Regions from separate parts of the Homo sapiens genome. Here region 1 is linked to region 2. A link is a contact called in ENCODE Hi-C or POLR2A ChIA-PET data. All regions are on one chromosome and are shown on one strand. The core of a region is the stretch at or near the end of the contact, and the rest is flanking DNA. Distances in the headings are between cores, read along the strand shown.

Region 1 (6,647 bases), core at 4,148-6,647, 160 kb before region 2:
GGAAGCCATGAAAAGCAGCCCGTTTGAGGCAACGGGCAACACGATTTGCTGACAGATGTGATAGGAATGGGAGGAGAAAAAGAGAAGTCAAAGCTGGAGACTGACATGGGAAGAGGAAGCTCACGTTCTTTAGGAACATGGTCAGTGGGAGACACCCACATAGAGAGATCAGTTCCTAAAAGTTGTGTCCACAAACAGAAAAGGTTTTCTTCCCCCCCATCTACCACCAGGTCCCAAAGGCGAGGCACCCCCTCCAGGCTATCACAAATGGAACTTGTCCTCGGAGAAAGAGAACACGACCCTTCAGGAGAGTCTTGGCCAAAGGGACCGGCTGCAGCTGCCTTCTGCAGGGCCCCTGTGGCTGCAGTGGCTCCATTTGGCCAAGGAACCCTGAATCCGCTCCTGATTGGCCTGAATCACGAACCCATTTGGACCAGGAACCCCTGAGTCCACTCCTGCCCAGGCCTCTCCCGGGTCACCCTCATCTCCTCCCAAAGCCATTCACCTTGCCACCTTGCACCCTGTCATGTCACCATCCTGGACCTCAGTGTCCACATCCACGAAATGGGGTGGGTGGAGAGGAGGGCCCCCCAAGATCTGACATCCCTTTCCACTCTAACACTCCATAAGGAAGGGAGAGAGGAAGGGTCTGGAAGGAGGGGCAGCCAAAAAGGGGGAAAACAGGCTGAGCGCGGTGGCTCACGCTTGCAATCCCCAACACTTTGGGAGGCTGAGGCAGGTTGACCACTTGAGGTCAGGAGTTCAAGACCAGCCTGGCCAACATGATGAAACCCCGTCTCTATGGGGGTTTTGTAAAGTTTTGTAAAAATACAAAACTTAGCCAGGCATGGTGGCTGTGCGCCTGTAATCCCAGCTACTCGGGAGCCTGAGGCAGGGGAATCATGTGAACGCAGCAGGCAGAGGTTGTAGTGAACCGAGATCACACCACTGCACCCTAGCCTGGGCGACACAGCAAGACACCATCTCAAAAAAAAAAAAAAAAAAAGGGTGGGGAGGGGAAAACAGAGGAAGTAGGAGAAGGCTAAGGGATGGATTTGAAAACCAAAGCCACACTTGGAGGAGGGGAAAAATTGGCTCGTCGTACACTGCTGTTGAGCCAAGGGGAAGAATTAAACCAGGGATCAGACTGACTCCAAGGCCCAGACCTAGCCCCAAGAGGAATTCCTAATAGCTTCTAAGATATTCTTCCTTGGCGGCTAAGTCAGATATTCAGGGGGTTACTGAGTTGGTGGATGCCACAGAGCATCTCAGAGGTGCACATCAACCCTGGGACCAGCTCACTCCATCGACGGTGACACACACCTGCAGCTTCCTTCTGGTCTTCTCCAGTGGCAGTTGGTGCAACAGCAAAAATTAACTGGAGAATTCCAGGTGGCAACGACCACTGATCTTTACTGAGCGCTGTGTGCCAAGCAGCAACATTTTAAGTCCTTGCTAAGGATTAACTCACTTATTCCTCAAGTCACCGCTATTCACTAGGTACTACGTTATCCCACATAGGGAAACTGAGGCACGGAGAGATGACGTAACCTGCCTCAGCAGCAGAGGCGAATTTGCTCTGAGCCACCACACTATACTGCTTAATACCAAGTTGTTTCCTCTGCTTTTCCATAATTTCCAATTTTTCTACACAGGGCCTGAAGCACAATTTTTTTTTTCTTTTGAGACAGTCTCTCTGTCGCCCAGGTTGGAGTGCAGTGATGTGATCTCAGCTCACTGCAACCTCTTCCCAGGTTCAAGCAATTCTCCTGCCTCAGCCTCCCAAGTAGCTGGAATTACAGGCGTGAATCACCAGGCCCAGCTAATTTTTGTATTTTTAGTAGGGATGGGGTTTTGCCATGTTGGTCAGGCTGGTCTTGAACCCCTGACCTCAGGTGATCCGCCTGCCTTGGCCTCCCAAAGTGCTGGGATTACAGGCATGATCTACTACACCCGGCCCTCTTTTTTTTGAGACAGGGTCTCAGTCTGTGGCCCAGACTGGAGTGCAGTGACCGTGATCTCAGCTCATTGCAACCTCCACCCCCACAGCCTTCAAGTGATTCTAGTGCCTCAGCCTCCCTAGTAGCCGGGACCACAGGTGCCACACCACCATGCCAGGCTTTTTTTTTTTTTTTGGTATTATTAGTAGAGACGGGGGTCAATCCATGTTGCCTAGGCTGGTCTCGAACTCCTGACCTCAAGCAATCCGCCTGCCTCAGCCTCCCAAAGTGCTGGGATTACAGGCGTGAGCCACTGCACCCGGCCTGCTTTTTTTTTTTTTTTTTTTTTTTTTTTTAATGAACTCACAAAAAGTCCCAGGCCCATTTTTCCAACCATCATGCCAATATCAACCACAAAGCAGCGCCTCCTACCAGTCCCACCCCCATGAGAAAAGAAAGCCAAGGGCTGCTGTGACCTGTCCTCAGGCCCTATTTTCCGTTTTGATAGCAAAGTTCTCCTTTTCTCTTCCCAGAGCATCTGTCTGAGTAAAGGTCAACAGAACACTTATCATGGGCCATTTCCATCTTCTGGGTTTTCTGGACATTTCCTGCGGCTCAGAGGCAGACAGTAGCCCAGAAACAAAGCTCTGACAGAGTCACCCGAGGCCCACTGACCTTGACTTCTAAGCACATGACCTTGGTCACAACAGGAGCCAGGCACGGGTGCCTCACTGCCTTTTCACAGCCCAATCCCATCTCCACCAGCTGAAGAAAAGGGGAATCCAAAGGAAGAACAAGGAGCTTAAAACACACAACTTCATCTTTGGAAAAAATAATATTTAATACTAACCATTGTTTATCTCCGTGCAGGGCACAAGCTGAGCCACTTACAAGATTAACTCATTGACCCTTCGCAACAACCCAAGAAGGCTGCCACATTTTTGGCTCCTGTCCAATTTTAGAGATGAGGAAAGTGAGGCACACAGAGGGAAAGTGGCTTGCTCAAGGTCACACAGTTATCTGACTGCCTGGGAGGCCAGTCGCTCCTGGCCTCGGACACGCTACCTTGAAAAACACAAAAACAGCCGGGCACAGAGGCCCATGCCTGTAATCTCAACACTTTTGGAGGCCAAGGCAGGAGGATCGCTTGAGCCCAGGAGTAGGAGACCAGCCTGGGCAATATAGTGCGAATCTGTCTCTATAAAAAATACAAAAATTAGCTGGGCGTGGTGGCACACGCCTATAGTCCCAGGTACTTGGGAGGCTGAGTTAGGAGGACCACTTGAGCCGGGGAGGCAGAGATTGCAGTAAGCTGAGATCGTGCCACTGCACTCCAGCCTGGGTGACAGAGCAAGACTCTGTCTCAAAAAAGAAAAAGAAAAAAAAAAGAAAAGAAAAAAGCAACAACTACCTACTTTCTAGCTTTCAGTTAATTATATTTCAATTTTCCCACTCAGGCCCCAGTTGCCTCCTCTCAAATTCTGGTTCCAAGGCACCTCCAACAAGTCTTGGAATCCAGACAGCAGAAATACGCAAGGTCAAACACGGGGATGGGGTACCTACCAGAGGCAGAGATCAGCTACAATTACCCCCAAGCAAAACCCAACCACCTGGCAATTTCTGTGGCAGAAAGTCCTTAACGAAGGAAAAAATAAAAAGAAAAAAGAAAATAAAAATTTTAAAAAATATTACAACTGGACTTCGTGAATGAGTTTCTTAAGATAAACAAAGCGCACCCCAAACATACTCATTAGCCATCAACTACCAATTGCCATCAATAAAATACGTCCTGATACAAAACCTCATGGATGTTCACCCTGTTTTGCCCCCTCCTCAATTCAGAAGAAAATAAACAAGAGAATATTCTGGAATTCACAGCAACACAAACCCAGATCACCATGTGAATCTTTGCAAAAAATAATCTTGCTGTTACTACACCTGGCAACAAGGAAGCCACAGGTTTTCCCCTGCTAAAGAAAGTCCATCTGCAAAGAGGCTCCAATCACCCCCAGACCCTCAAGGCAAAGTCTGTGTTCTATTTCCACCCCTGGGGTTACTCTCCAACCCCACTGGCTTAAAATGGGAGATATATCAAAGTGTGGTAGGTTATTAAACACAATGATACCCTACTAAAAAAAACAAACAAACAAAACCAAACCCTCCAATGGGGCCCTGGAGGATGACTTTTCAACACTCCAAATGCAACCCTCGAGGAAAGGCCGGCAAAACAGGACAAGAAAGTATTTTTGGAAGCTGATCACCAGCTCCTAAGAACCAAGGCTGTTTCTCCTGATTCCTAAACAAAAGAGGAGAGAGAAACAGTCGTGTCCAGATTTGCCTACTGCGTTCACCAACAATCAAGACAGCACGAGACAGAAGTGCCTGCCTTCCTGGAACAAAGAGGCAAATCGCATTACGGAGAAGCTGAAGCCCAAAAGACTGGGGCTTAAACCACAGCAAGTGGACTCCAGACACCCAGTCAGGCTCCGCAGGCCACGTTACAGAAGAAAACTTGCCGGGGTTAAATCTAAGGGGCATCCCCAGAGAGGAGCTCCACGTGTTGCAGGGAAGGGAGGGCAGGACCACAGCTACCAGGGTCCTGGGCGTCCTCAGCTGCACCCCAAGTCTGCCCCGAGCCGAGGGTCAGGTAGGGCACATCAAGGGTGGACATCCCCCTTCTTCCCTGGTTCCCCCAAACTTCCCCCGCAGTATCTAAGTAGAAAGAACAAAAAAAACAAAGCTAGGTAACCACAGAAGAGTAATGTGGCTTGTACGACAACTTTGGGGAGACAATGAAAGTCCCTTTCTACAATCTAAGCCCCTCCCCAGCTCACCCCGTTGGTCACGGAGTATTTTTCGTGAAAAGGGGGGACCCTAACCACAAAAAAGATGGGAAAACAGAAGCAGAGAGACACCCCTCTTCCCGCCCCCCATCTCTAGCGTCCCCTTCCCTGGAAGGTTGTTTTTACAGACGGGAACCCCAAAACAGGAAGGCCTCCTCACGGCGGCTCTGACCCGACCCGACCCTCCAAAACCCCAGGGCTGGGCACGCGGCCCCCCACGCTCTGCTCCGCAGGAACTGAGTCACCCAAGTTTCCCCCATGCCTTGCACCCCCGAAAGGGGCTGGGCCGCGGGCGACGTGAGGGTCCCGGGCCCCCGAGGCCGGCAGCAGAGCGGGGAGCGGGGTGCCCCGGGCGGCTGCGGGCCCGGTGCTTTCCCTCCCCGCCGGCCTCCCTCCGTCCCGCCGGCCTCACGCGGCCCCCGGCACGTACCCAGAGCGGGTCGGAGCCATCGGCGCTGCAGAAGCCCCGGAGCGCCATGCCGGTGGCGCGGGCGGCGGCGGGCACCGGGCGGCGGGTGATCGGGCCCGGTTGCTGGCGCGGGCGGCGGCGGGCACCGGGCGGCGGGTGATCGGGCCCGGCTGCTGGCGCTAGCGCTGGCGGCGGCGGCGGCGGCGGCGCAGGGAGCCGGGGCCGGGGCCGCAACGCCGCCTGGTTGGCCCGCGCGTCACGGGGATGCGGCGGCCCCGCCCCACCCCGCCCCGCCCCGGCGCCCGCTCACCTCGCGCGTCTCGGCGTGGGCAGCCGGACCAGCCACCTCTCGGCGCCCCGGGCCTGGACCCCGCGCCACCCCCACCCCAGATCCTCCAAGGCTTAGGCCCACCCGCTCGCGGACGGGCCTGGGGAGCGTTGGCTCGCCTTCCGGAAGCGCCTGGGATCTTTGGGGCCACACACCCTGCGACCACTTTTCAAATGCTGTTTAAGGACAGTATCCGTCACCAGGGGAAAATAACGTGAACGGAGCCCCCTACCTGCCTGGAGTGTACCGGGCGCCTTAACTGTGCCCTCATTTCATCCTGTAAAGTCTCCACGTTCATGAAGGAAGAAACCCAGGTGCAGAGAGGTTGAGTGATTCCCTCTGCCCAGGGTCACCTGGCTAATCACTTGCAGGGCTGGGATTTGAACCCGGTCCGCTGACTCCAAAGCTGAGTCACACAGAAGGAGGTGAATACTGTTATTCACCTACCTTTTACAGATGGGGAAACTGAGGTTCAGAAAGGCGAAGTGACTTGCCCGAGGTCACACAGTTAATAAGGAGTGAAAGTGGAAGTGAGATTCAAACCCGTGAGCAGCCTGATTCCGGAGCACTGATGACCCAGACGGCGCCAGTCTCCATCACTAACAGCTGTTGACCTCACCTGTGTGCAGAGCGCCTTTGCTTCTTCTCAACCTCTTTAAGCATCACTTAGAAATAACCAGGTTATTGATCCTCACCTCAGAGGTAAGGAAACTGAAGCCTGGAGACATGATAATCGTAGGCCAGGCATGGTGGCTCGTGCTTGTAATCAAGCACTTTGGGAAGCCGAGGCGGGCCGATCACATAAGGTCAGGAGTTCAAGACCAGCCTAGCCAACATAGCAAAACCCTGTCTCTACTAAAAACACAAAAATTAGCCGGGCATGGTGGCGGGCACCTGTAGTCCCAGCTACTTGAGAAGCTGAAACAGGAGAATCACTTGAACCTGGGAGGCGGAGGTTGAAATGAGCTTAGATCACACCACTGCACTCCAGCCTGGGCAACAGAGCAAGACTCTGTCTCAAAAAATAATAATAAAAAAAATTAATATGCATTCACAGTGACAAGGCTTCCTAAGGCTGTGTTCTTAGCAATTTACACAAATTAACTTGTGCAATCCTCACAACCCCA
Region 2 (6,861 bases), core at 3,191-5,690:
TCCCGTTCCCCTCGTGAAATGGTTTCCTGCACCCATGAGAATAAAACTCAGATTCCTTACTGTGACTTGGAAGACTGAGTGTGATCTGCTCTTCCCTCTTCACTTCCTGCTGTCCTCCTCTGTTGTGGCCCTCCAGCCATGCTGGGAGCCATTCTGTCTCATACCTGGGCCCAGCATTTCCCTCCCTTGGACCTCTGTCCATACTGTTTGCCCTGCCTGGCCCACCCTTCCCTCCATCCTTCCCACAGGGCTCTCTTGTAACTTTCAAGGCTCAGCAACTCCCTGGCTTCCCCATCCACAGCCTCCCCTCTCCTCCCTTCCCCTCGATCTTCTCAGTCACATCACCCAGATGTAGCAATGATATCTCCACCACGAACTATCTTGATTATTTGTTTACTTGGCTATTGTGTATCTCCATCTCCTGGAATGCAGCGTTAGCAAGGACTTGGCACACTGCCCACACACAGCCAGTGCTGGAGAAGGAGGCCTTAGCCATTGTTAGGAAGGAAATCCCAAAACGATCAGACTTTTATTTGCAAATGCATCCAGTCAGCCCAGAACCACCAACATCTTCAGTCTCTGTATTCAATTTTATTTTGCTTGTTGTGAAATTCAGCCAAAGTGACTTGAAGGACCTACAAGTTGACAGCAGGGCTGAGCTTTTACGCGTAGTTGGTGCTTAAGAGAAGCCAGGCTGGAGCCAACTGTTTGGTTATGCAGTTAAGAAACTGAAAATTGGCCGCGCACTGTGGCTCAGGCCTGTAATCCCAGCACTTTGGGAGGCCGAGGCGGGCGGATCACGAGGTCAGGAGTTCGAGACCATCCTGGCTAACACGGTGAAACCCCATCTCTACTAAAAAAATACAAAAAAATTAGCTGGGCATGGTGGCGGGTGCCTGTAGTCCCAGCTATTCAGGAGGCTGAGGCAGGAGAATGGTGTGAACCTGGGGGGCGGGGCTTGCAGTTAGCAGAGATCGCACCACTGCACTCCAGCCTGGGTGACAGAGCGAGACTCTGTCTCAAAAAAAAAAAAAAAAGAAAAGAAAAGAAACTGAAAATTGGCCACGCACCGTGGCTCACGCCTGTAATCCCAGCACTTTGGGAGGCCGAGGCGGGTGGATCACGAGGTCAGGAGTTCGAGACCATCCTGGCTAACACGGTGAAACCCCATCTCTACTAAAAAAAATACAAAAAAATTAGCCGGGCATGGTGGCGGGTGCCTGTAGTCCCAGCTATTCAGGAGGCTGAGGCAGGAGAATGGCGTGAACCTGGGGGGCGGAGCTTGCAGTGAGCTGAGATCACGCCAGTGCACTCCAGCCTGGGTGACAGAGCGAGACTCTGTCTCAAAAAAAAAAAAAAAAAAAAAAGAAAAGAAAAGAAACTGAAAATTGGCTGGGTGTGGTGGCTTATGCCTGGAAACTCAGGGCCTTGAGAGGCCGAGGCGGGAGGGTGGCTGGAAGCCAGAAGTTTGAGACCAAACTGAGGAACACAGTAAGACCCCATTACTACAAAAAATTTAAAAATTAGCTAGGTGGGATGGTGCATGCCTGTAGTCCCAGCTACTCAGGAGGTTGGGGAGGGAGGATCACTTGAGCTTGGGAGTTAGAGGCTAAGTGAGCTATGATGGCACCACTGCACCTCAGCCTGGGCAACAGAGCAAGACCCAGAGACAGGAAGGAAGGAAAGGAAGGGAAGGAAGACAAGAAAGGAAGGAAACTGAAAGCTGAATAAATGTAATTTTTAGGCCTGAGTTGTATTTTGTCTAGCATGTAATCCATCCAGTATAATCAGTTTAATTAGAGGCCATGGGCCTGGCTGGAGATAGAGCTGTGTGATCAGGGGGCTAAAGTAAGAGGAGGAGGGTGGTTTCACATAAAATTAGAGAGAGGTAAGGGGGTGCTTCCAGGCCCTGGGGAGGAGTTTAAACTTTCGTCTAAAATGGATGACAGGCTGGGCATGGTGGCTCATGCCTGTAATCCTAGCACTTCGGGAGGCCAAGGCAGGCTGATCGCTTGAGCTCAGGAGTTCAAGACCAGCCTGGCCAACATGGCCAAACCCCCTCTCTACAAAAACAAAAATTAGCTGAGCGTGATGGCATGTGCCTGTAGTCCCAGCTACTTAGGAGGATGAGGCAGGAGGATCTCGGTTCACTGAGCCTGGGAGGCAGAAAGTTGGCACTGAGCCAAGACTGCACCACTGCACTTCAGCCTGGGTGACACAGTGAGACCCCATCTCAAAAAATATATATAACAATAAAATAAATAAATGAAATGGATGAGAACGTGCTAAGGGACTCAAGCCAAGGAAGGACAAAGTTTAACCAGTGGGTCAAATCAGGCCCTTGTCTGTCTGTTCCAGATAAAGTTTTATTGAAACACAGCCGCACCCACTTGTTTACGTATTTGCTTTTGTGCTGCAGTGGAGAGCTGAGCAGATGTGACAAAGAATGCGTGACCCTCAAAGTCTAAAATATTTACTGTCTGACCTTTTACAAAAAGAGTTTGCTAACTCCTAGCTTAAACAGTGGGAAAATGTGAATATTATTTATATTGTAATGATAGGATGAATGCTGAAAATCATTATACAAACAATATATAACTTCTGTGGAAGCAGTGGTTATAAAAGTAATAATAGGTGGGCACAGTGGCTCACACCTGTAATCCCAACACTTTAGGGGGCCGAGGCAGGAGGATTGCCTGAGGCCTGGAGTTCAAGACTATCCTGGGCAACTTAGCGAGACCCCACAAAATCAAAAAATTAGCTAGGTGTAGTGGCACATGCCTGTCATCCCAGCTACTCAGGAGGCTGAGGTGGGAGGGTCACTTGAACCCAGGAGTTCGAGATTGCAGTGAGTCAAGATTGTGCCACTGCACTCCGGCCTGAGCAAGAAGCAAAACTCTGTCTCAAAAAACAAAAGTAATAATAACTAACATTTTGGCATACCAGGCATTGTTCTAAGCATTTTATATAAATGTTCACTCATTTAATCCTCATAAGAATCATATAAAAGGTCAGGCATGGTGGCTCATGCCTGTAGTCCCAGCACTTTGGGAGGCTGAGGCTAGAGATCACTTGAGACCAGGAGTTCGAGACCAGCTTGAGCAACATAGCGAGACCCCTGTCTCTACAGAAAATTTAAAAATCAGCCAGCTGTGGTGGTGTGCACCTGTAGTCCCAGCTACCTGGGAGATTGGGGCAGGAGTATCACTTGAGCCTAGGAATTCTCAGCTGCAGTGAGCTATGATTGCATCACTGCACTCCAGCCTGGGCCACAGAGTGAGATCTTGTCTCAAAAAAAAAAAAAAAAAAATCATACAAGGTAAGTGTTTTTATTATACCCATTTTATAATGGGGTAAAGAAACTGAGGTATGGAGAGGCTAAATGACTTGCCTAAGGTCACCCAGGTAACTGGCAGAGGAGGGATTTGAACTTGAGCAACCTGGTCCTGGAGCCCATTATGCTATTCTGCCAATTGATGCTATAGGGGAGAGAGGCGTTGCTTCTGCCTGGGGTTTTGCAGGACGTGTAGGAGTTGTACAGTACAAAATGCCAGGGTGCTTTGCCAGTCACATAAAGACCAGGGACTGAATAGCTGTGAGGTTCATCAGAGACAATTTGGCTTTCCTACCAGTGGCAAACCACAGGCTGCAATGGACTTGGCAATATTCGACCCTGGGAGCCAGGACCAGCTGCAGAATTTGTAGAATTTTGCAAAATGAAAATGCTGGCTGAGTGCAGTGACTCACACCTGGAATCCCAGCACTTTGGGAGGCTGAGGCGGGCAGATCACATGAGGTCAGGAGTTCGAGGCCAGCCTCGCCAACATGGTGAAATCCCATCTCTACTAAAAATATAAAAATTACCCAGGCATAGTGGCGGGCACCTGTAGTTCCAGCTACTTGGGAGGTTGAGGCAGGAGAATCACTTGAACCTGGGAGGTAGAGGTTGCAGTGAGCCGCCATCACACACTGCACTCCAGCCTGGGCAATAGAGCAAGAGTCAGTCTCAAAAAAAAAAAAAAAAAAAGAAAAGAAAAAAAATGCAGAGCGTTTATAAAGAATTAGGAAGAATTTCCAGATGGCAACATTAGAGTATGAAGCACAGGGTGGTCCCTGTGAGACGGTACAGGTCACACTCATGAAGCCAGCCTGGCTGGGGGATTAAGTGGCCATTGGGTGGTTCTTCCCAGCTGCTGGGGCTGGACTGATTAAAAGGACTTGGCACTGGGGTAGTTACAAGGCCAGGAGGCCATAACGTGGTCATGAGTCTGGTCCTTCTCCGGGAAGAGGGAGCTCAGTACCAAATTCCCCAAGAAATAAGAAAGGAGTTTAGGGTGCTCAGACCAGGAAGGCATCTTCACCCCTAGAGGTCAGGGGTCAGAAAAGCCAAGCTATGAATGTTTCTAGAACCAGCTCTAAGCACATCAACCTTCAGACGCCCACGAGCCTGGAGCTTGGGATGTTTTCTTTGGCAGAACCTCCCAGGGCAATTTATTTTTCTCAACAGAACTTGGAAACAGTGGAGCCCAGCAGCAACATGGGAAGGGGTAGATGCCCAGAGTTTATGTCCCACTCCCCATCCCAGGCAAAGTGGGAGACCATAGCCACGGATAGGGCACATTGATGTCTTTGTTTTTTTTTTTGTCTGTCTGTTTGTTTGTTTGTTTGTTTGTTTTTTGAGATGGAGTCTCATTCTATTGCCCAGGCTGGAGTGCAGTGGCACGAGCTCAGCTCACTGTAATCTCCGCCTCCTGGGTTCAAGGGATTCTCCTGCCTCAGCTCCCCAAGTAGCTGGGACTACAGGCACCCACCACCATGCCCAGCTACTTTTTGTATTTTTAGTAGAGACAGGGTTTCACCATGTTGGCCAGGCTGGTCTTGAACTCCTGACCTCAAGTGATCCACCCGCCTCAGCCTCCCAAAGTACCGGGATGACAGGCGTGAGCCACCACACCCGGTGATGTCTTTGTTGTAAAAGGGAGGAGGTGAGAGAGGTTCAAGGCCAGGGTGGAAAGGAAGGAACTATTGTGGGAAAGGAGAAGTGAGCAGCAGCAGTCTAGGAGCACTGGTTTGTCAGCATGAAGAGTGTGATCCACACATGTTGTTTGTGCACACTGCTGTCCTGATTCTTGTCTTGGATCTGAATAGGTTCATGACCACCTACGCAAGTGGTTTCCTACATCCAAAAATTTCTCTCCTTTCTCTTGCTTTAATCAGAATCCAACCCCTTCACTTTAGAATGAAGTCAAGCAAGGTTCTGACGTTAGCCTGATTGAAGTAATTCATACTTAGGTGTGAATGACTGAGTGGCTTGGTTCATTGATTGGGGCAAGTAAAGCCTCCTGGAATATATGGCAGAATTCCAGTGGAGTGGGGCTGGGACTTCACTCTGTCTTTTCTCTTTGCTGATTTGTTAAAATAAAAGGGTAGGAGGCAGAACATGGGCCCTGGTGTCAAGTGGACCTACGTTCAAATCCTGCTTCTCCTCCATTTCCTATCTGTGTGAAAGCAGGAGCAATTGTGGGCTGGAGCAATTTACTTCAAACCTCTCTTTGCCTCAGTTTCCCCGGATGGGTGATGGGGATAATTAATAACTCTCTCATTAGATTGCTGGGTAGAGTAAATGAAAAGATCTGTGAGCCCAAAGCCTAGTACTGTGCAGGCCTTCAACAAATATCAATTCCCCTTCCCCTGCCCTTCTTCTGGCCTTAGAAAGCAAGTCCCTAGAGGGTTGGGCCTGTGTCATGGAACAACTTGGTGAAATGTAGTAAAAGGAATTCTGACTGCATTAGAATCAGAGACCTGACTTTCCATTCTGACTGTATCCCTTCTTTGCTGTGTGACCTAGGGAAAATTGCTTACCCACTCTGGGCAAGACTCTTCCTTCTATAATAACATGGAAGCAGGAAGAGGATAAAGGAAATAATTCATGTAGAGCATTTAGCAAAGGGACCCTTCCCCCTATATCCCCCCAATGACAAACGCCAATTCTTCTCTGTCTTAAGAGATGGGATCTTGCTATGTTGCCCAGGCTTCTCTCAAACTCCTGGCCTCAAGGCATCCTCCCAACTCAGCCTCCTGAGTAGCTGCTATTATAAACGTGGCCAGTTCTCTGCTGCACCTGGCCAGTTCTCCTCTTTTACACACACACACACACACACACACACACACACACACACACACATATATTCTGGTCTTAGTTTCCCCTTCTGGGGAAATGGGGTAATGCCTTCATGGTCCCCATTTCATAAACTGCCTCTGAGGCCATGTGAAATAATGTGGCCATTGGGAAGGAAGGCCTCTAGGAAGGGAAGGGACCACACAAAGTCACCGCAAGATGTTTCATCATTCTTGGCCATCAGACACTTGATTTCTGGACAGTGGGACCTGTAGGATTAGGCACAGCAATTTGGGGCACTTTTTTTTTCTTTCTCTTTCTTTTTTCTTTTCTTCTATTTCTTTTTTAAGCCATGAGCCAAGTTATTAATGGGCCTTTGGCAGAGAAAATTAATTTCTTTATTTCCTAATTAGGAAGAAGAGCAGAGACTGTACTAGCTTTGGTGGCACTGGTTCAGCACAGAGAACCTTGGGCTGACCTCGGGGTGAACAAATTCTTTTTTCAACTTAAAAAAAAAACTCTCTTATATTTTAGAGTATTAAGTGAGCTCAGAAAATAAAAGAGATAAGGCAAAGAAAGGAAACACAAAAAACAAAAGTAAACTGAAAAATAGAAGAAGACGATAAACAAGTGAAGTTTTGGTCAAGGCACTGTCCTTATCTTTCACTAGGAGTGGTGGAACATAGAGGCAGTATCTGGATGGAGCGGTTCCATTGTGATGATTTCTGGTGGCCAAAACAGGC

What was found. Hi-C counts contacts between places; a loop is a spot of excess contacts on that map. ChIA-PET counts read pairs that join two places held with the same protein, here RNA polymerase II (POLR2A). Pooled maps may share reads with other maps.
Region 1: a loop to region 2 is called in a pooled map, with 2.7 times the contacts of the local background. The contact joins the promoter of ABCC1 here to the enhancer-like site in region 2. A Hi-C loop is called at or near these places in 2 of 168 maps with a recorded cell type or tissue (IMR-90 and OCI-LY7), 1 of 37 single-sample maps with no recorded cell type and 2 of 50 pooled maps. POLR2A ChIA-PET finds 5 or more read pairs at or near these places in 3 of 52 experiments (K562, Panc1 and WTC11).

What each region holds. Positions count from the first base shown.
Region 1 is chr16:15,948,366-15,955,012 of GRCh38, reverse strand. ABCC1 (ATP binding cassette subfamily C member 1 (ABCC1 blood group)) reads right to left here and starts at 5,397. Exons shown (of 31, transcript NM_004996.4): 1 at 5,214-5,397. The coding sequence starts at 5,261. It overlaps LOC107984869 (a long non-coding RNA gene), which reads left to right and starts at 5,842. Exons shown (of 3, transcript XR_001752339.2): 1 at 5,842-6,222.
Region 2 is chr16:15,788,122-15,794,982 of GRCh38, reverse strand. All of the region lies in intron 4 of MYH11 (myosin heavy chain 11), which reads left to right. Among named protein-coding and RNA genes, the nearest start is that of MYH11, 65 kb to the left of the region's middle. Within about 2 kb of position 4,440, at least 2 of the 41 ENCODE cell types and tissues checked have a DNase peak (open chromatin) inside an H3K27ac peak, as active enhancers do.